2 separate regions of the Mus musculus genome follow, and region 2 is linked to region 1. The links are chromatin loops, found by intact Hi-C in ENCODE. Cell type or tissue: left cerebral cortex. All regions are shown on one strand. Each heading gives the region's core, and the rest is flanking DNA. Links, peaks and the distances in the headings are about the cores only.

The links. Hi-C counts contacts between places; a loop is a spot of excess contacts. Peaks named below come from ENCODE experiments on the same cell type or tissue, not always from the same donor. Only the 100,000 strongest peaks of a DNase experiment are listed, where the experiment ranks them.
Region 2: it touches region 1 in a loop (4-fold over the local background); 2 of 42 quality-filtered maps call a loop at or near these places.

The regions. Positions count from the first base shown.
Region 1 is chr17:93,453,735-93,464,552 of GRCm38, reverse strand. No RefSeq gene overlaps it. Among named protein-coding and RNA genes, the nearest start is that of Gm25935, 210 kb to the right of the region's middle. In left cerebral cortex, for the core only: no CTCF peak of the experiment used is centred there; a DNase peak (open chromatin) is centred at 3,938.
Region 2 is chr17:93,193,730-93,204,547 of GRCm38, reverse strand. It overlaps Adcyap1 (adenylate cyclase activating polypeptide 1), which reads right to left and starts at 5,380. Exons shown (of 5, transcript NM_009625.3): 1 at 4,926-5,380; 2 at 4,428-4,535; 3 at 2,187-2,318; 4 at 1,665-1,763; 5 at 1-610. The coding sequence starts at 4,534. The coding sequence ends at 421. It overlaps Gm32465 (a long non-coding RNA gene), which reads left to right and starts at 2,287. Exons shown (of 3, transcript XR_385916.4): 1 at 2,287-2,459; 2 at 9,356-9,481; 3 at 9,931-10,207. In left cerebral cortex, for the core only: a CTCF peak has its summit at 7,539; DNase peaks (open chromatin) are centred at 4,656, 5,142, 6,443, 7,503 and 4 more places; H3K4me3 peaks cover 3,873 bases; H3K27ac peaks cover 2,838 bases.

The sequences.
Region 1 (10,818 bases), core at 886-8,885:
AAGTTAAATGATAATATGATGCATTTCCTTTTCAACATTGTCTAAACTTTCTAAAACCCAATTATAGACCCTCATGTCTAATATGACAAACCATAATATTTCTCAATTTTGCTTCTAGAAAAATACATTCTTATAAAGTTATTCCCTGTAGAACTGCTTGTTTTAAGATGTGTGAGCTGAATTCAGGAAATCCTTCATTTTCACAGCGGAAATCAATAATGCTTAAGCTACTGAGCCAGTTAGTGAAGAGAGAAACTTGGTGTTTTTTTCTATTTATTTCATTTACTTGTATATCCTAAAGGATAAAAATGAAGAGTTCTCTCCCGAGAAAAGCAAGAAGTTGAAATATTTTTCTGCCAAAAGGAAAGTTATTAAAACGGTAAAATATGTGCACCAAATTTTGAAAAACCTCCTTCTGTATGTGGATATTTCCCCACTCTGTAATTGCATAAATCATGTTGATGGGCCACTGCTTCCCACTAAATGAATAAATCATAGTTGCTAAGCACTGAGAATACCCACGCTCCATGTACAGGTCCTGTGGTCCCCACTGAAATCTTGTTCTCTTGAACCACGCATTTCAGCCTCTGGCTGCCAAGTAATTTTATGTCTTCAATAAACTAAACTGAACCAAGCTATTATTACTGAATTGCAGGCTATTAGAAGTTGAATGTAGCTATTGGTGTATCACCAAGGGAAATAAAAACTTATTATGTTCATTTTGTATGTAACCTAGACAGTTGCATTTGCAAGCTATCAGCATGTGCAGGGGCCTTTTCAGATCTGGAGGGGTAGTAGAGGAGGCCATGTCATGGTGTCCCTGTTTGTTTTCAATTTTTCAGCTACCTAGAACAGAATTAAATACAAGAAAGTACAAGATCAAAGACTTCTTCCAGTCTTCAATGATATCTGTTTCAGCAGTTTCAAGAAATTGGAACAAAAGTAGAAAATATATAAAATAAAGAATCAGAGACAAGACAAAAGATAATGAATTACACCTGAAATACAACTGTGAATTTATTGATTTGTCTATCTCATCACTGAGGAGCCTATACAAAGAGGAAAACTCCGAGAGAAACATTTATTTTAGAATATTTTGCTAAACAAAAGGACAAAAATGTTTTCCCAATTATCTTCTAAACAAAATAGCATAATAGCTACTATATCTATTGCAATTAAGCGAAAGCCAGAAGTAAACATAAAGATTAAACCCACATTAGACCAATTATCTCTTTAATTATTGAAGTCTCTACTATCCAAAAAGACAAGAGCCATAGCTAAGCAACCCAGTAGAGCACAAGGCTCCCAAGCTGTATAAAACCTTCAAGTCTTGTGGAGAATAATTACACAAATGTTGATGGCTTCCTCAAGGTTTATTTGACTCTCTACTGAAAGATTAAAGTTAGTATTTTTATCAAATATTTTTAAACAATATTCTTAATCCTCCCTCTGCTTGAAAATATATTATCCTAATTACTTTTTCTAGTTGTTGTGTGACCAAATTGTTCTGTTTCAAACAAGATATGAACCCTATGCAACAAAGCTTTTTTTCTTCTAAATACAAAATGGTTTATTCTCAAGCCTACAGAAAAAAATATGAAACTATAATTTTTATGCTATTCATGTCTAAGTTTTAGTCAAGGTAGCAATCTACAGCCTGTGCACCTAAGAGATGGATGGCCACTTTCCTTTTAAACAAGATTCTAGAAAAGAAAAGAAAAGAAAAGAAAAGAAAAGAAAAGAAAAGAAAAGAAAAGAAAAGAGAAGAGAAGAGAAGAGAAGAGAAGAGAAGAGACGAGACGAGACGAGACGAGACGAGACGAGAAAAGAAAAGAAAAGAAAAGAAAAGAAAAGAAAAGAAAAGAAAAGAAAAGAAAGCAACCATGTAGAAAGTTGAAATCTGAGTGTTTGCTCCATTGCAAGAGATGGCCACAATTTTCTTTTTCAGCTTTTAGAGTTACCTAGAGCTCTCCAAAGCACTTACAATTGATTTAATAACAATTGCTTTTTCATCTGTGTCAGATGAAACAGTGTCTCCCCATCCAATAAAAATGCCAGCATCTTAATCATGAGACCTATGCAACCTTTCATGGAAAAGTAGATCAGTCCAGGAGAAATTGACTTATCTAACAAAGTGATAGCAGAATTGGAGGATTATCTGAGATCATCCGTATGGCCTCAGTGCAACCACAAGTGTTCTTAAAAGGAAACAGAATCAGAATTGGCCAGAGTGGAATGAGAAAATCAACACACCTGACACTGTTGGAGTCAGAAGAAGAGGTCATAAGTCCTTCCTAAAACAGAGGAGAGAAAGGAAAATGGGTCTCATCCCTTCCGTTCTGCATCACACCAGCTCTTCAAGGAGCAAAGCCTTACAGACTGGTTTTAGTTCAGTGAGGCCTCTCAAACTTCTGGCCAACAGAAATATAAAGCAGAGTGTTTTTGAAAGCTCTAAGTTTATGGTAATTTGTTACAGCAAAAAACAGGAAACTGGTATACTAACCAGATTAAAATGTCTTGAGTGAAAATGGGTCAACAAGTAAAAATATTTGCTACACAACCCTGAGTGCCATTATTGAACTCACACCAAAAGTGTCAAACATGGGGCCAGCAACATGCTTCATTAGGATATGGCATTAATGTGCTTACTGCCCGCCCTGAGGACTGGAGTTCAATAACCAGAACACACATGGCGGAAAGATTAAAAAAAAAAAAAAAAAAAGATTCCCATGAGTTACCTACTGACATCCACCTGCATACCATGATGCTCATGGGGTCATATGCACATGAATGTGCATGCACACATGTGAGTGCACACAAACACACACAAATATATTTTAGTGCCTGATGCCTGTCTCTAATTCCAGCACTCCTACAGCAAGATGGAAGAGACAAAAGAATTATTCAAAAGGCCATGGACTGGAGAACACAAATTATAAAGCATGGAAGAAATATAGCAAATCATTCATCAACAAAATAGAAGGAGAGAACCAACTCCTGAAAATTATCCTCTGATTCCTATATGCATGATATGGTATGGCCATGCCCACACTCATAACCTTGCACAATAAATAGCAACAACAACAACAATATAATCTTGAATGCTTCTTCTGTAAACTGATGGAGCAATTTTAAAATTTTATCAAAAATAACATGAAATTATGTGTTTCAACATGTTTTCTTACTTCATATCAGCATCCCAAATGATTTGGAAGCCTACCAAGAACTCAGTGGAGATTTGTTCAATTTTTTTATTATTATTCATTTAAAATAAGGTTGGTCTATACAGGGCCAAGAAATAGGAGTGAGTGGGTAGGGGAGCGGGGTGGGAGGAGGGTATAGGGGACTTTTGGGATAGTATTTGAAGTGTAAATGAAGAAAATATCAAATAAAAAAATTTTAAAATTAAAACCAAAAATAATGTTTTTATAGATTGCCTGAGTTATGGAAACTGAGTCTGGCCATGTAAATCTAAGATTGTTCACCAGTAAGAATGAGGCTGAATGTTGATCAACTTTCTCCAAAATTAGTCACAGATGCTGAGGACAAAGAAATGAAAGAGTACTCAGGAAACTGAATGTCAGAGACTCAAACGTGTGGACATCTTCTCACACACAGCCTGGATTCAACCAAGCGGTTACTCTCAACTGTAGATGAGATTCCCTCCTTCATTAGACACCCCTGTGTCCCTGAATGCTACATGCAATCATTTCTTTCCTGATGAAATAATTTGGGATATAATGACTTCACAGTTCAAATCCTAAGTTTACAAATCCCCATGTAATAAAGTATAGCTTCCTGTGCTTTAAAGCTTCCACAACATGTTCCTGAGCTAGTAAAGACTGGTTTGGCCTTATGTATGGCAAAGATTTCTATAACAACCCCAGTCTCGTTCTATCTCTAGGCTCAGCAGCCACCAGCCTTCACCTGACTCACTGAAGTCCAGGAATAGCCCTTTGCTGCTGGAATCTTGTACACATAAAAGAGATTCAAACAACTGTGCTCTTGACAATGATATTCTTTTAAACAGATGGCTCTTTCCTCCTTCTATGCCTTCATTTAGCTTCTCAGAGAAAATAACGCTGGCTACTATCTAAATTATACATGTAATAGTCTCAAAGCAAAATAAAATTTTATTTATCTCTTTGTCTTTTTTTAAAACTAATATAAAAAAGAAAGGAAAAAAATTTAAAATCACCAACAAACCTGAAACCTCCAATTCTAGGTCAAGGGTCAAGTGCCTTTTCTGAATTACCTTCAAGCATGCTTGCATTTCTTGAGAATCAGCCACATTTACCATACAAAAGATCAATAACAAATTAAGGTACCTTAAAAATAAAAAAACAATAACAGTTATTATTTTATTATTATATCTATTTATTTGAGGAATGTGTGCCACAGAAGATGTAGAGGTTAGAAGATAACTTGATAGAGTGGGTTTTTCTTTAAATCATGGTGGCTCTAAGGAGTCAAATTCAGGTCACTAGGTTTGGCAGCAAGGGCCTTTACCATTGAGCCATTTTGCCAGTTCTGAATCAAGAATTATTGCCATTTTCTCATTTCTACTCTGAAAGTTCCAATTCTCTCCAAACTGAAAGAATATTCCTTAAAGAATTTAAAGAAAATTTTAAAATAGTATTCAATACAACTACAAAGCATATCTGTATATACTATATATACATATATATATGTAGTTAAATCATGTAGTAGTAAAACCTTACTAATATACATTATTGAACTACATAATGCTCCATTATGTGATGATGCCATACTTACCTGTCCTTCCTGAGAGATTTGTATTAGCTTCCAGTATTTTACACTTAACATGCAATTCTGTGTTCAATATCCTTATACCTTACATCAACACACACTTTCCAAAGTATAAGAGAGATTTTACATTAGCAAGGACTCTGTGAACGTTTCCATTCTGAACAGATCTTTGAGTCACAGGGACCCAGCTCACATAGAAAAGCTTCTCATTACTTTGTAATTTGAAGTTTTCTAGTTGGTCAAGTGATTCTATATGTCAATGGCCACTTGAGCATCCTCCTCTGGTGTGGATGCTTCATTTTTATCTCTCCACCATCACCTGTTGGTGACTCTTATATCAATTTAAAATTAGTTGATTTTTTTATTCACTTTTCAGACATGATACTAACGTGTGCCCCTCAGCTGCTGAGCAATCGTTTGTTGCTTGTACATTGGCAGAATGGGCCAGAAGCTTATGTTGTGACCCATTGTGAAAATAAAGTATCTTGAAATAACTGGGAAAAAAATTAGTTGAATTTTTTATGCTGATTTTTTCCTGTTGGTGTCTTATTTTTAAACTTAAAGTATTCGTGTTGTAGATAAATGCAAGTAAGCATCAATGTATCTATTTTTTTAATGGGTATTATGGCTTTAAAAACACTTCCTCATTTACACGTATGGACATTCTCTAATTTTTTTACAGCTTTAGTGTTGAGCTTTAAACGTGACCTAGCAAATTTTATGAATGCACATGTGAATATGTAGGCTAATGACTTTTCTAATTAATGCATCTGTTTTTCTATTTCTGTATCTATGCCAGAAACAAATATTTCAAAGGTACATATTGCCTTGTGTTATTATTTTAGTATGAATTTTCGTTGTTTTTCATCAACTTTTACTCTTTGTAAATTTTAGAATTACTTGAACAAAGCCTGCAAACTACTACTGAGAATTTACCACAGAAGTGATTAAATGCACAACCAGTTGGGGAAATGGCATCTTCATATTTTGTACATCTTGAAACATTAAAAAAGAAGAAATCAATGTGTCAGCTTTCTTTGGGGGTGTAGTTCCTGATAGCTTACACATGTTTCAGCAGATCCTACATATGCATGTACTGCCAGCACTAAGTAGACTCAATGGATTTTTCAAAATAGTACTTGAAATGAAAAGGTAACCATAGGAAAATGCCCGAAAAGAACTGACTGAGAGGGTATGATTGGATATTATGAAAAAAATACATGTATTCATTCTCAAAAAATGAATAAAATATATTTTTAAAAATAACATTTGCCTAAGAATTTCATAAATTCATTCTTTTTAATAGCTGAGTAGTACTCCATTGTGTAAATGTATCATATTTTCAGTATCCATTCCTCTGTTGAGGGATATCTGGGTTCTTTCCAGCTTCTGGCTATTATAAATAAGGCTGCTATGAACATAGTAGAACATGTGTTCTTATTATAAGTTGGAACATCTTCTGGGTATATGTCCAGGAGAGGTATTGCTGGATCTTCTGGTAGTACTATGTCCAATTTTCTAAAGAACCACCAGACTGATTTCCAGAGTGGTTGTACCAGCTTGCAATCCTACCAGCAATGTAGTGTTCTTCTTTCTCCACAACCCTATAGGAGGAACAACAATATGAACTAACCAGTACCCCAGAGCTTGTTTCTCTATTTGCATATGTAGCAGAGGATGGCCTAGTAGGCCATCAATGGAAGGAGAGGCTCTTGGTCTTGAGAACATTATATACCACAGTACAGGGGAATGCCTGGGCCTGGAAGCAGGAGTGGGTGGTTTGGGGAGCAGGGTGGGGGAGAGTATAGGGGACTTTCGGGAAAGCATTTGAAATGTAAATGAAGAAAAGGGCTATTTTAAAGAAAAGGTAATGCACCCCAAAAAAACAACATATCACCAAGGTTTTTGTATTTTGAAATTTTTAACTTAACATCTTTGAAATTCTTTTGCTCTGTTTCTGATGTCTAAGTTCTGTGAATAAAATGGTATTTGATAATTAGAATTTGTGAATAGAAATCTACTGATCTTATGTTTTACTCAATTCTTCAGACTTTACCTTATTATGTTGTTGCAACTTTTATTATAAAAATTTATACATCAACCTTGATCTTTGAAAAATAAGCTAACATCTGCAAATGAGGGTAATATTTCCAGTTTCTGTCCAAATCTTATTTTTCCTAATACTGATTTGCCCTTATTCTTTGAATTTCTGGTATTTTTATTCTATAGTTAATCACATATATCTATTTGTTCTCTTTTACTCTAAATTATTCTTTCTCTTTCATGTATTTCTGCTTTTCATTAGTTTCCCTCAACAGTTTTGTGTCTTATTTGTAAATTTTTATCCTGAACACCTACCATAAAGCTTCAGTTTTTATAAAATAAGAGAATATTGAGTCATATGATCGTGACACATGCTTTTAATTTCAGTATTCAGGAGGGAGAAATAGGTAGATCTCTGAGTTTGAAACTGGTCTTCAGAGTGGGCTGCAAGATGGCTGGGGGTGGGGGGGTGGGGTGGGGGTGGGGAACTGTTGTCTCCAAAATCCAAATATAAAGAAAGACAGATAGACAAAAAGAAATAAAGACACAAATGTATTGAAAGAATACTATATCTATGTATTTGCTCCCTAAAATTAAAAACTGACATCCAGTTTTCTTTATTTCTATCTTTCTTTTTCTCTTATTATTCAGGAGCCATTTTGTTTTAATTAGCCATTTAAAAGTGAATTAAAAAACACCATGAATTCATACATCAGTATTCATCTTCTAAACAAGTGTATTCATATACCTAAAGATCTGATAACAAGCAATAATAATTTTTATATATAATGTAATACATAGTCTAAACTCTGGGTAGTGGTTATTGTTATCCACAGGTCTTCCTTTCTTATAACAGAATCTGTTCCTCTGCGTACCTTATGTTCTATCCCCAAAACTGGAATAGGGGGAGAATAATTGTGATTAATATGCTTGATAAAAATAGAATAAATACTGAAAAAAGTAAATGAAAAGTTGAATTAAAAAATACAATTTGATATTGTTTAGAGTATCCGGTTTTATATTGACGTCCTTGATTCACTTGGACTTGAGTTTTGTGCAGGATGATAAATTTGCATCTATTTGCTTTCTTCTACATTCAGATACCCAGTTAGACCAGCTCTGTTTTTGAAGATGCTTTCTTTTTCCTATTGTATGGCTTTGGCTTCTTTGTGTCCATGGGTGTATAGGTTTAGTTCTGGGTCTTTGATTTGAGTCCACTGATCAACCTGTCTGTTTCTGTACCAATACCATGCAGTTATTATCACTAGCAGTGCACCTTGAAGTCAGGCATAGTGATTCCTCCAGATGTTCGTTTATTGTTCAAGATTGTTTTGTTTATCCTGTGTTTTTTGTTTTTTCCATATGAAATTGAGAATTGCTTTTTCAAGGTCTGTAAAAAATGTGTTGGGATTTTGATGGGGATTGTATAGAATCTGTAGATTGCTCTTGGTAAAATGATCACCTTCACTATGTTAATCCTACCTATCCATAAGCATAGAAGAGGAGTTACAGAGACAAAGTTTGGAGCTAAGACAAAAGGATGGACTATCCAGAGACTACCGCACCTGGGGATCTGTCCCATAATCAGCCACCAAACCCAGACACTATTGCATATGCCAGCAAGATTTTGATGAAGGGGCCCTGTCTCATATGAGGCTATGCCAGTGCCTGGCAAATACAGAAGTGGATACTCACAGTCATCTATAAGATGGAACACAGGGCCCCCAATGGAGAAGCTAAAGAAAGCACCCAAGGAGCTAAAGGGGTCTGCAACCTTACAGGTGGAACAACAATATGAACTAAGCAGTACCCCCAGAGCTCATGTCTCTAGCTGCATTATGTAGCAGAAGATGGCCTAGTCGGCCATCACTGGGAAGACAGGACCCTTGGTATTGCAATCTTTATATGCCCCAGTACAGGGGAATGGCAGAGCCAAGAAGTGTGTGTGGGTGGGTAGGGGAGCAGGGTGGGGGGAGGGTATAGGGAACTTATGGAATAGTATTTGAAATTTGAAATGTATATAAAGAAAATATCTAATAATAATAATAATAAAAAGACAGCTGTGAACAACTGGTACAAGACGGAATTTCCTGAACAGAACACTAAGGGCTCAGACAATTGATAAATGGGACCTCATGAAAGCAAAAAGCTCCTATAAGGCAAAGAACACTGTCAATAGTACAAAATGACAACATATTGATTAAGAAAAGATCTTCACTAACCCTGTATCTGACAGAGGGCTACTATCCAAAATACATACAAAAAGTACTCAATAAATTAGACTCCAACAAGCCCAATAACTCAATTTAAAAATGGACTACAGAGCTAAACAGAGAATTCTCAACAGAAGAATCACTAATGGTCTACGCTTAAAGAAATGTTCAACAGCCTTAGTCATAGGGGAATGCAGATCAAAATGAATCAGAGATTCTACCTTTCACCAATCAGAATGTCCTAGATCAAAATCTCAAGGGGCTACACATGCTGATAAATCTGTGGAGAAAGAGGAATTCTCCTCCGATTCTGGTGGGATGCAAATTTGTACAACTACTTTGGAAATCAATCTGGCAGTTTCTCAAAAAAAAAAAAAAAAAAGTAGTTCTACCAGAAGAGCCAGCTATAGTATTACTGGTGATATACCCAAAAGATGTTCCATCATACCACAATAACATGTGCTCCTGTATGTTCATAGAAGTTTTATTCACAATAGGCAGAAACTGGAAGCAACCCAAATGTCCCTCAACCAAAGAATGGTTACAGAAAATGTGGTTCATTTACACAATGAAATACTATTCAGCCATTACAAATAAGGTCATCATGAATTTTGCAGGCAAATACATGTAACTAGAAAATATCATTCTGTGTGAGATCACCCAGAAACAAAAGGACATGCTCAGTGTGTACTCATTGATAAGTAGATACTACCCATAAAGTACAGAATACCAATGATACACCCCACAGACTCAAAGAAGTTAAACAAGAAGTTAGACAAAAGGATGCTTGAATCACCCTTAGAAGGGGGAACAAAATAATCATAGGAGTGAGAGGATGGGAAGGAACTGATTAGGAGAGGGGAAGAAGAGGAGAGTAGGACGAGGGGGCAGGATCATGTATGTGGAGAGACAGGAGGAAGACCCAGAGAACTAAGAGAATAAGTGGAAATCTGCAGCTGCTAGTGGGGTGGAGGGAAATCTTTAGAATGTCCCAGAAGCTTGAGATGGGTGAAGATTTTAGGAGTCAACGCTGGTCAACTTAGTCAAGATGCCTAAAAATAGGGATTTGGAAACTGAAGAGGCCACTTCCTATAGCCAGGCAGGACACCCACCCACCCCCAGACACACCCATGGAACGATAAGGACACCAACCCACCAACAAAACTTTCAACCAAAAATTTGTTCTTTCTAAAAGAAATGTAGGGACAAAGATGGAGCAGAGGCTGAAGGAGTGGCCAACAAATAACTGGCACAACTTGAGACACATCCCATGGGCAAACACCAGTCCCTGACATTAATAATGATAGTCTGTTTTGCTTGCAGACAGGAGCCTAGCATAACTGGCCTTTAAGAGGGTCCACCAAGCAGCTGATTGAAATAGTTGCAGATACCCACAGCCAAACATCGGACAGAGGTCAGGGACTCTTGTGGAAGAGTTCAGGGAAGGAATGAAGGCTCTGAAGGGAATGGTAACCCCACAGGAAGACCAACTGAGTCAACTAACCTGAACTTATGGGAGTTCTCAGAGATTGTGCCACCCATGAAAGAACACATATGGGCTTGAACAAGGGACCCCTGGCACATATGTAGCAGATGTCCAGCTCACTCTCCATGTGGGCCCCCCCAACTGTACCGATGGCTCCCCCTAAAACTGTAGCCTGATTTTGGTATCTGTCTGCCTTGTCTGGCCTCAGTGAGGGAAGATGCTCCTATCCTGGCAGAAATTTGATGCACCAGTGTGGGGGGAATCTCAGGGGTGGTACTATCCTCGCAGAAGTAGAAGGAGAGAAGG
Region 2 (10,818 bases), core at 1,521-9,520, 260 kb after region 1:
ATTATTGGTATCTTCAAGACGGTTGTGGATAAAAATACTATCCTTTAATTCCAGTTTACAAAAATAGGAGTAATATTCAAAACAATGGTTGTCTATTTTCTCTATTTACTTTATATAAAAACATAAACAGCTCAGGCGAATTTTCAATCCTTGTGCACCCATCTTAATTGCTCTCTGTTATACTTATATATATTCTTAATATATATACTTATAATATATATCAATAATTGGTCCACAAAGTATATCTGTGCATTCTCTAGTGCTTCATAAAAAGAAAAACAATATTATTATCAAAATAGTCATTTAATGGCTTTACTTGATACATAAATACATGTTTGGAAAGAACACGAGTGATGACTGGTCAGTCAATTTGGAAAACGACTTTTCATTTTATACACAAGGTAGCCGGCAGCTGATCTGCTACAAGTATGCTATTCGGCGTCCTTTGTTTTTAACCCTCTGTTTATACCTTTTCCCTAGCACGGCCGCCAAGTATTTCTTGACAGCCATTTGTTTTCGGTAGCGGCTGTAGCTATCTGTGAAGATGCCGTCCGAGTGGCGTTTGGTAAGGGGCGCCGGGTCGTCCACCGCGCTGCCGCCTAGGTTCTCCCTGCAAGGAGAGGGGGCGGAGAGTGGGGGCGGGGCGGGAGACACATTGAGTCGCTGAGGGAAAACAAGGGGGCCCCACCCCCCATGTGGGAGCCCGCTGGGAGCAGGCAGGATTCCTAACTGCACTGGGCAGCCAGCCCTCCTTTGCTCCTCACCCGCTGGCGGGAATACTGTGACTGAGACCCCAGAGTCCCTCTTTTCCACTCCCAGTTTTCTGGCACTAGCTCTTTCATATTTTTCTAGATCTTTCTGAAGCACTCCAGGCGTTCATAGAATACGTGCTCTTCAAGCTTTTCTCTAAACATTGCTTTTCAAGATTACACTATACATGACTCTAGCTAAATTGTCCGGACTTTTGCCTTTGCACTACCCGACATACAAGGGTCCCTAAAGGCCGGTGGGCTTCTATCAGATCATTGATTACTCAAATCTAGGCAAACGTGGGCACGTTTCTCTCTTTGCGCATGTAAGTTGAAAAAACGTGATAGTGATATAAGGCGACAGGCTGCAGGCAATATTTTTCACCGCATGAATTATTCATGGTTAAAATGTAATCAGCTTCCCCTTGGGCTTTATTAAAATGTTGCCTTCTGCTGACACAGACTTCACGCAAGACCTTAGCGCTGGGCTCGTCTGGCCATATAGTACATATATGTTTTTAAGTATACAAATTTGGGGACTTTGTTCCTTCGGTTTGCCTTTATAGTAAACCTAGTGCTCCTCCCCTCAATTATGACAAACCCTCCCACGAACCTGGAAAGGAGGTTATTTGATTTGACTTTGTTCTCATTGAACAAGAGTCCAACCCCCAATTTTCCTACCCTCTTTCCCTTTTACCTTCTCTCTGGCTCTTAGGACAAATTTAAACGCCCAGTTTTGAGAACTCCGCCCAAGGCTTGTAGTATCCACCTCCTTGCCAGGACGCAGACACACCCTCAGGCGCTTGGGCGCGCACAAACGTAAAAGCTGCCCCAGCTCTCCCCATCCGGATTCTACACGGGCACCCACCAAGGCGTGTGCATCATTCGAAGGTTAACTCTTTCACAAACTCTTACCCCGCGCCCCTGGCCACGACCGACTGCAGGTACTTCCTGGCGGACAGCTGGTCCAAGACTTTTCGATAGGCTTCGTTAAGGATTTCGTGGGCGACATCTCTAATGGGGAAACAAAGAATGCGACGTGGGTCACTCACTGCCTCAAGCCCTTCAAATGATAGCTAAGGCTCACACTGTTGGGTCTGTCAGAAGGATGACCCAACAGCCACTAGTGACACGGGACCTGGGAGTAACTTAGGGAAGTTCCCCAGGGGTGAATCGAAGGTGGTATTTAGTGTGGCCCAAAAGCTCCCCACCTACAGAGTCGCACACTCACTGACACCTCCCTGGCCTCAGAGCTTTCAGTCCCGTGGTGGGGCTTGGGCTCCACAGGGATCTGACTGCTAATTTTCTGTAGCTCTCATGGGAAGGGAGGCTTAAAGACCCTTCTTTTAACAGAAAAAGCCCTACTTTTAGAGCCCCTACCCGGTCCCTTCTGCCAGGTTAGGCCCAAGCCACAGGCGGAAGCCGGGCGGGTTGTACCTCCTGTCCGCTGGATAGTAAAGGGCGTAAGCGTCACGCAGCGCGGAGGCGGGGCTCCCCACGCCGGGAGGGTCCCAGTCATAGAAGTCTTGCAGCGGGTTTCCGTCCTGGTCGTAAGCCTCGTCTTCTGGTCTGCGGGACAGCCAAAAGGAGGGTCATTAAAAGTCACTTCCTAGTTCTGCCAAGTTCTAAGAAAGTCCAGTTGATTTTCCTTCTTCGTTATGGTCTCCCATGGAGAATTGCCCTTACTTCCAGAATGGTCCCGGGAACAAGGTAAGGGAACTACACCCAGCAGCAGTTCCTACTGGAAGTACCGCAGGGAAATTCGCTCACACCTCCTCAGGAGAAACAACTATCTCCGCCAGGGCCACTGGACAACCGTGTAGACCCCAACACCTGCCAAGGAAAACACCCGCTTTCTCCCTCACCTGCCCCAGGCTCCCCTAAGTAGCATGTAGCTCTCATGAGACAGATCCTAAGAAATGATATGATTCGGAGACGGGGAGACCCAGGGAAGAATAGAAGGAATGAGTGGATAGGTTGGATGCAGGAGGACAACTTCATCAGCAGCCACCCCCATCCGATCCGCTGAGCCCAGGGGAGCCCTTCCCTGCGCAGATGTAGGTCACGGAGAACCTCCAGCATCTATTTTAGGCTGAAGAGAATCTGCTAGGAACATGAATAATAGATGTCCCTAAACTTAGCTAGTTTGGTTCATACTGTGGTGTGGCAGAGCACTCCAGAGCCTATCACCCAGGAAAAGTGCTAGGCACACGGAACTTTGAGAATAGCTGGAGGTGAAAGAAGAGCTTTCGAGTCAATTAAACAAAGAGTTCCTGCTATCTGTTAGCAATGGCGGGGAGGCTGGGTATCATCTCAACCTCAAAGAGCAAGGAAAGGGGTGGACTTGGACTGACATTCCGTAGGTGTCCAATGACCTCACCATCTCCTCACATATCGCATCTTTGTGGGACAAAAGACAGGCAAAAGAGGACGAAAATGCAAAGTCGGGTGGCTTTGGGCTCCAGGAGTACTCAGAATGCAATCCGGACAAATAACCTTCACTAGTCAGGATTCAATCGTTCTTGGGGCGGGCTCTTGCTTGCCTTTTGGCCCTCCCAGGAGAGGCCAGAGAAACTCCTCCGCACCGACATAACCAGCCCCCCCCCCCAGGGATACCCCAACCCAGGTCCCAGACTTTCTGGCCACCCCTGCTTTGCCCTGCGACCACATGCTGGAATCCTGTTACAGAAACTAGGATTTCTGTCTGCCAAAACATCAATGGTCAGATACCCCTAAGGCAGAGGTCTTGGGCGGGGCTCCAAGAGTCAGCTCAACGCCGCGCTCTCCTGGCTGCCCTGAGTGCCACCCGGCACACACGCCACTCGGCCCCACGCATTTCTACTGTCCCGAATACGTGTGAGGGTTTCTGGAGCTGCGACAGGGAACCTGGGCAGCGTTTCACTATTAGAATCAGAAGCCAAGACAAAAGCCAGGTTTTCTGCATCCCCAGTTGAGCTAGGCTGTCCTCCCAACCCCTCCTGCCTGCTGGCATTCTCTCCCTCCCTCGCATCCGTTTCTTCTCCCTCCATTGCTTTCTCTTTCTTGCGTTATTCCGTCTCTCAAATAGCTTTTCCTTAACCGTGTGTCGGCAACACCCCCACCCCAAGGAATTCTAGGGCTCCAACTCCAGTTGAAACAGGGCATAATTTAAAGAAAGCTCTTCCAGTGGGAAAGAATTCGAACGAGACAACAGGAAGGACATAGGAGCGAGAGACCCCGCCCCAATAGTCCAGACTAGGCAGTAACAAAGCAAAGTGGGGAGAGCATCACTCTCACCCCCGCCCCGGGCTTTGATCTGGGAACTGAAGTTTGCCAACTTACTCAAAGAATAGGTAGAAAAAGAAAAAAAGAAAGAAAGAAAGAAAAGCTAAGCCGGAAGGGGGGCGCACCCTGCCACCTTCACAGGGAAGATTTCTACAAAGATAGGAAACTCACTCTCTTTACCTGAGTCCCTGGGCTCCACTGGTGAGTAAGGAGGGAGTCTGTGGCTGTACTAGAGCCTGTCTGATCCTCAGGCTTAGCTAGGGACCCAAAGGGGTCCACCTAACCAAAGGCTGTAGAAATGCCTAGGTGCTCAGGAAGCGATGTTTAGGAGCCTGACATCCAGATCTGCAGGGAGGTGACCAAAGTGGGTGTCTGGCTAAGGGAAAACCTAACTTATATTAGGGAAGCACTTACCTGATCCCAGGGAAGCTGAGTCCGGCGGCAGGTGAACAGGAGACACTGCTATGCATTATTATCCCATACACCAGCAGGGCCAGCCTTGCTCCGCTACACATGGTCATTCTGCGCAGGAGAGGAAAGAGGGTATGCAGTGAGTGAAATCGCTCCTGGCTTTCTACCTTCTAACCCGAAGAAACTCTTGGGAGCTGGGGAGCCAGTGAAACTGTGACTCCCTGTGTTAAACACCAGTTAGCCACGCTGGGGCGTCCAACTACTTCTCTCTTGGTATAGTTCGAAAAAATAGCTTTGTGTGTGCCCAGCACCCAGTAACTAGCCAGACCTTGAACTAAAGAAGGCTAACTAATACACTGATGCTGCTGGCAGCACAAGGAGGGAGCCTGTAGTCAATCAATCGGTTAGTATGCTAAGAATCCCAACACACACACACACACACACACACACACACACACACACACACACACACACACAAACCCCTTATTATTAGACTCTTACGGTGTCTAGGAAAGGGTTGACTAAGTAGGACAGCGGGCAAAGGCTCCTTCGAGTTTCTGCGCTGGAATCACAACCCGAGAAGCATCAGTCACTGTCTGGAGCTGGTGTCTGGAGAGAAGCCGCGGGAATTAGCTGAAGGAGCTGGGGAGACTTGTTTGCCGAGGCTAAAATTCCGCTCAAAACTTTGTAGACGCACAAAACTAGGAGGGAGCGTGACACCGAAGGAAGTGGGCGAGGAGAGAGATGTAGAAGAGAGAGTAGGCGAGCAGCCAAAGGGAGGGGGAGCAGAGTGGACTTAAGTCCACCGGGAGAAGAAGCTAATGGGTAAGAAAAGAGGAAAAGTCAGTGGGGGGGGGGGGGAGAGGGAAGATGGCCTCTGTGGGAGACTATCTGGCAGCTTGCGGAAGTCGGGAGTCGGAGGCACCTTCTCTGCTCTGAGGTCTCAGGCTGCGTCTGAAGATGCTGCTGCTTCTGCTGCTGACAGAGGTGACTGGCCTTCTGCTCGTTTTTATATATGCAGTTAACAAAATAAGCTGTCCGAACGTGGTTTCAGGAGACACCTCTTTGTCAACATCTTTCTGCCTTCAAGTACAGAATATTTTGGTTGCACTGTTGCACTCCGATTTTTATTCATGATATGACTTCCTTTTTTTTCTCCCCCAGTCACGTAATGATCCGGTATCAGTAAAAGACGTCAGCATCCTAGTCCCTCAAGGAACATATTAACTATTCTGTGCAGTCCTCCAGGATGATAAGATCCGGAGTCATCCGCTTCTGATAAACACCTTTCACTCACACAATCCAATTTTTAAGAAGTCCAATTATTTTGATGGTTTTCGATTTCACTGATTTCTCAAAGACAAGTAAAGAACTCGTAGAATTTAGAGAATGGTGAAGTCATGTTTTTATTGAGTCCCTAATTTTTCTTAATTTTCACTCAACCCCCACCAATGACAACTCTGATCTCTAGATTTAAGCACCATCAAGATCTCCTATTAATAATTTTAATTTTGATCTCTCAATTCCTTGCATATGCTTTTTCAAATAGGCTACTAAACATGGAAGTCGTTTTGTGTTTTAAAGGAAAGAATTATAAGGATTTTCAGTAAATATCTAATGAGTCTGGCTGGGTTGACAGTCTGTCTCTGAATAGATTGATGGATGAGACTAGGATGAGAGCCTGTGGTGCTGTCCAGGCTCTTGGTGCTGAACTATTTGGGCGCAGATGCTGCAAATGTTGAAATTTGCCACTGGTTTAATTTTCACCACAGCCTCTAAATTTGAAGCTTTGGCAGTGGTGCTCTTACTGTGGGAGTTCATTGTCTAAATCACCCCGCTGTTCATATTAATCTTCCCTTGGATTCTGTGTCCACGAATGTCCCAGTGCTCAGAACCTGCTTAATCCCTGCCTCAGTGCAAAGCTTTTTCTTCTGAGTTAGTCCTAGTATTCAGATGGATCTTTACCTTTCCTGTCTACACACTTTCACACTCTCCGTGGCTCTTACTAGTTTTAAAAATTGAAACCATGTCACTGTGTTTTCTGCAATAATTGAAAATTTAAGATTGTGAGGGTGTGACGTGTGTCTCTTGAATTTCTCTTACATGTTGAATTCTGTTTAGGGAAATATAGACTCGGAATGCAGGAGGATTCCCTGCACAAGTTGTCTTGATAAAGGTTGCTACCAGGAACCCTTCCCTGGGGGATAGTTAATATTTTTAACTAAAAATAAAATGAAAAGAAGAAAGCAATGAGAAAAGATCACATTCACTGGGGACCTTCTAAGCACCTGAGTAATTTCAGAAGATTCAGAAATTTCTGGTCCACTAGGAAATCTCGAGAGCCTTTCTTTTCAAGGGAAAATAGAAGCATCAATAACAGTTAGTGTGCATTTTTACTATCTGAAGCTCTCTCTCTCTCTCTCTCTCTCTCTCACACACACACACAGTGAGAGAGAGAGAGAGAGAGAGAGAGAGAGAGAGAGAGAGAGAGAGAGAGAGAGAGAATTAAGTACGAGTGCTGCTGCCTATACTGTGATTTGGGTTTAAATAAGTTTAAATAAGCTGTTAGTCCTGAGTACTTTTTCCAAGCCACAGTATTTCTCACTTTTAATGCTATTATCACCTTTGTTTGAGGTTTAATACTTTCCCCAATTATCAAAAATTTTCCTTATTTCCTGACTTTGAATGATCCAAAGCTGCCTGTCTCCTCTTAGTTTCCTCCTAGCTTTAGATTGAATACTATCAACAAACTACTTCTACACAGGGGATGTTTCTCTTTGTGTTATATTATATCTGTCTGCTATCTTAGGTTGGGGTGACTACATCCCTGAACTACATATTCAGCGTCCACCTTTCCTGGCCCTCACACAAAGAGCTTGCAGTGAACAGGAAAGATAATCCAGCAGGACTGCTTTTCATAACAAACTTGTCCAAAACTATTGCCTACAGTGGTTCTCCTGACTTTTGAGTCAAAGGTGAACTCCATTAAAATTCCCACTTTTGCCTCCCACTTGAATTCTGAAATGAGTTCCATCTGGAAAGACATTTAAAAATCTCCAGGACTACGCATTTAAAATTTACAATTCAATGCCCAACTTTTTAGTCAAGAGAGCCACCATGTGGGGAGTTTGGTTGACTTCAAGGTCTGTTAAAGGCAAAACCCACAAGCAAGAAAAATAAGCAAGAAATAAATGTAGCTAGGAGTTGTGGTGAACACGAAAGAAAGAAAGAAAGAAAGAAAGAAAGAAAGAAAGAAAGAAAGAAAGAAAGAAAGACAGACAGACAGACAGACAGACAGAAAGAAAGAAAGAAAGAAAGGAAGGAAGAAAGAAAGGAAGGAAGAAAGAAAAGTAAGCAAGCCTTCAAAAGCACTAGCTTGCGTCCAGTTCAATGGAGTATCTGGGTTGTTGACACTCTTACTCCCTGGGCCTGGGTACCCCAAAATCATACAACTTGAAGTCAATCCCATTCAGTAGAGTGAAAAACTCAGTAGAGAATTTGAGATTATTGGTGAGTAAACTCCAGAGACCTTGTCTTTCTTGGCACTTTCTGAAGTCCACCTAGCCCTGCCTAGAGGACTAAAAATCCTTGATCCCATACAGGCTCGTTTCACAGATATTTTCATGGCCAATGGCAATCTTTAATTAGGTGTGCTTGGTGTCTGGAGATCAGGGAAGCAGTTCTGGACTCAGTTCTGGACTGAGCCCCTAATCAAAAATATTGAGGGGAGGAAAGAAGGCTGAACCCTTGGTCGTTGGAAATTGAGGAAGGTTGTGGAAAAGAAAAATTAGAAACCTATGTGTGTTGAGGTCTTGAGAGCTGTGTGGGTTTGGAACTGCATCCTACTTGGTCAAAGCCATTCACTGAGCCCTTTCTGCTTTGGTTCAAAGACCAACGCTGGCTTCCTAATTACTCCTCACAAGAGAGAATATTTGCCGTTAATTTCAGGGATGCTTCAGTGCAATCTTAAAGCTGCTGTATCTCGGAGGCTTTTGAGTTTGCAGTTTTGAACCTATGTGCAGTAAGCAACCATCAGGCAAAAAGCAGGCAAGAAAGCTTCTCACCCAATACTGTCCACAGAAACTAGTATGCCAGCAAAGACTGGATAGGAGACCAAAGCCAGCCACATACATTTGCTAATTTAGGAATGCATGTGGCAACTTGGACTAAGACGCAGGAAGGAGCCTGGGCACAAATACAAGAGACCCTCAACTAAACAGCTGTTCCTGGGAAGACTAGGGAGAAGAGAAAAGGAGGAGTATGTGGAGTATGTGGAGGGAAAAGCCTTGTGATTTTTCTATTTTGATAGTACAGAAGAATGGAAAGCCTTCTGTCCAACACCCATACTCCTTTCTCTTCATCCTCATGATTTGTTAGACTTCCCAAGCTGTCAACTTTTCTCCAGATTATGAAATCTAGGAATGCTATATTAGCTAGAATCATATTATTATAGAAAATATGAATACCCACAACATCTTGGAATGCAAGCTCTCACCACTGTTCTCCAACAGGCAACAACTAAAGGTATCTGAGGCTAAGCCATGACTGACTTACCTGAAAAACACTCTTCAGACATGTTTATTGGAAACAAGGAAAGGCCCTTAATTTCAAATTCCTAATGTGTTAGCTCCTGTTTGTCCTGTTAGTCCTTTAGATCTGAAAACAAGTTTTAATCCAAAACATTGAACAAGCTAAAAATCAAATTAATGCACCCCTGAATTGTTTCTCCCCACACATCTGCATTTCTGATGTGGGAGTCTTGAACACTGAATCACTCAATTCAAAGAATTTTTTACCTTCAAAGAAGTAGATTTTTGTATTGAGACAGATTTTGGTCTTTTGAAATACAACTCCTAGTCAGAGTTTGACTTTGCAAAGGGTTTCCCATTACTAAACACAACGGCATTTGAAGGGTCTTGTCTGTCACTCAGATTCCAACTCTTGAAATCATCTCCACTTGGGAAATTTGTTGAATGGGAATCTGGATCCAGCAAACCCATGGCAAATTAAACTATCTGCTCTTGTGCAGACCAGTGAAGTGGAGCTCAGTTTCTCAGGTAAGGCGATTTCTATTCCTTTCCTCCTGACCCATTAAGAGCACTCATTATTTCCTGTGTCCTTTTCCCATTCCTTAACTACTTAGCTCTCCACATTGCCCATTACCACCACTGTCTCTATGCACTTCTCCATCAGAATCTTTAGTCATACAAAAAAAGATGTGTTTGCACAATGCATCTTTACACATTCATAACGTAAATAATATCCAATAAAGACTTCAAGAACCACGTGTTTTCTTTCTATTCTCTTCTAATTGGCACTTAGCATAAGAACCATGCTCTTGTGAGCCTTTTTGGTGAACAAGCTTAATGCAGAACATCATCCTCCCTTGTGGATGACAGAAGTGAATTATAAGCCTGTATTCAATTTCACTCTAAACTTTTTCTCTTCTTACTTTTTCAAAAAATGCAATGACTAATGACTCACTTCCTACTGATTCCACCTGTAGGGAAACCCAAATGTTCTGCCACCGAACATCATGACCAAGACTTACATTGCTGCCTGCATCATGCTCTTCTGAAATCATTGTGAAGTAAGGAGATGATGAGCTTGCCCATAATGTGTCATGACTTCTCTGACCTTCAGACTGGAGTGCCTCCCACTCTGAAAACAACTAGGAAAGGAAGCCTTTCCAAACCACATGAGTAAAGCACTTCTCTCTAATCCAAGAAACGAATTGCATGCTCACATGGCAAAAAAAAAAAAAAAAAAAAAAAAAAAAAAAAGCCAATTTTTGAGACACAAAATAGATAACACAAGAAATAAAACCAGGAAGTATTCTTTGTGTTGAGGAGTTAGATAATTTCAACAATTCTATATACATCTCTCCTAAGACTAAATTAGCTGAGCACAAATCTACTGGAAACCAAAAATTGTAACCCAGACTTCACTATGTGGCTCCTGGCAAATTCTCCAGAGATTTCTAAAATCTGCTCTTTAAAATCAAGAAGAAAGTCCTTTTAATTCAGCTCCATACTCTGCTCACATAAGGCTTAAATATAGGAGTAAAAAGGTTTAATAATATCCAGGAAACTCAATATCCTAAATGAGTTTCTAAACAGCTTCTGAAAACATTAAAGACAAATCTTTGTACAAAGTTTTTTGTGTACAAATCAAAACAGGATCTTGCTCTATGACTTTTTAAGCATCTTAAGCCTCTGCACTCTGAGCTCAGACTCAGTCTTATATGTCAATGAATATTTGTAATAAGACTTAGTTTGTAGCCTAGTGCCACATGCCTTTAATCCCAGCAGAGGAAAGAGATAGAGACAGGTAGGTCTACAGAGTGAGTTCCAGGACAGTCAAGGCTACATAGAGAAACGCTGTCTCAAAAAAA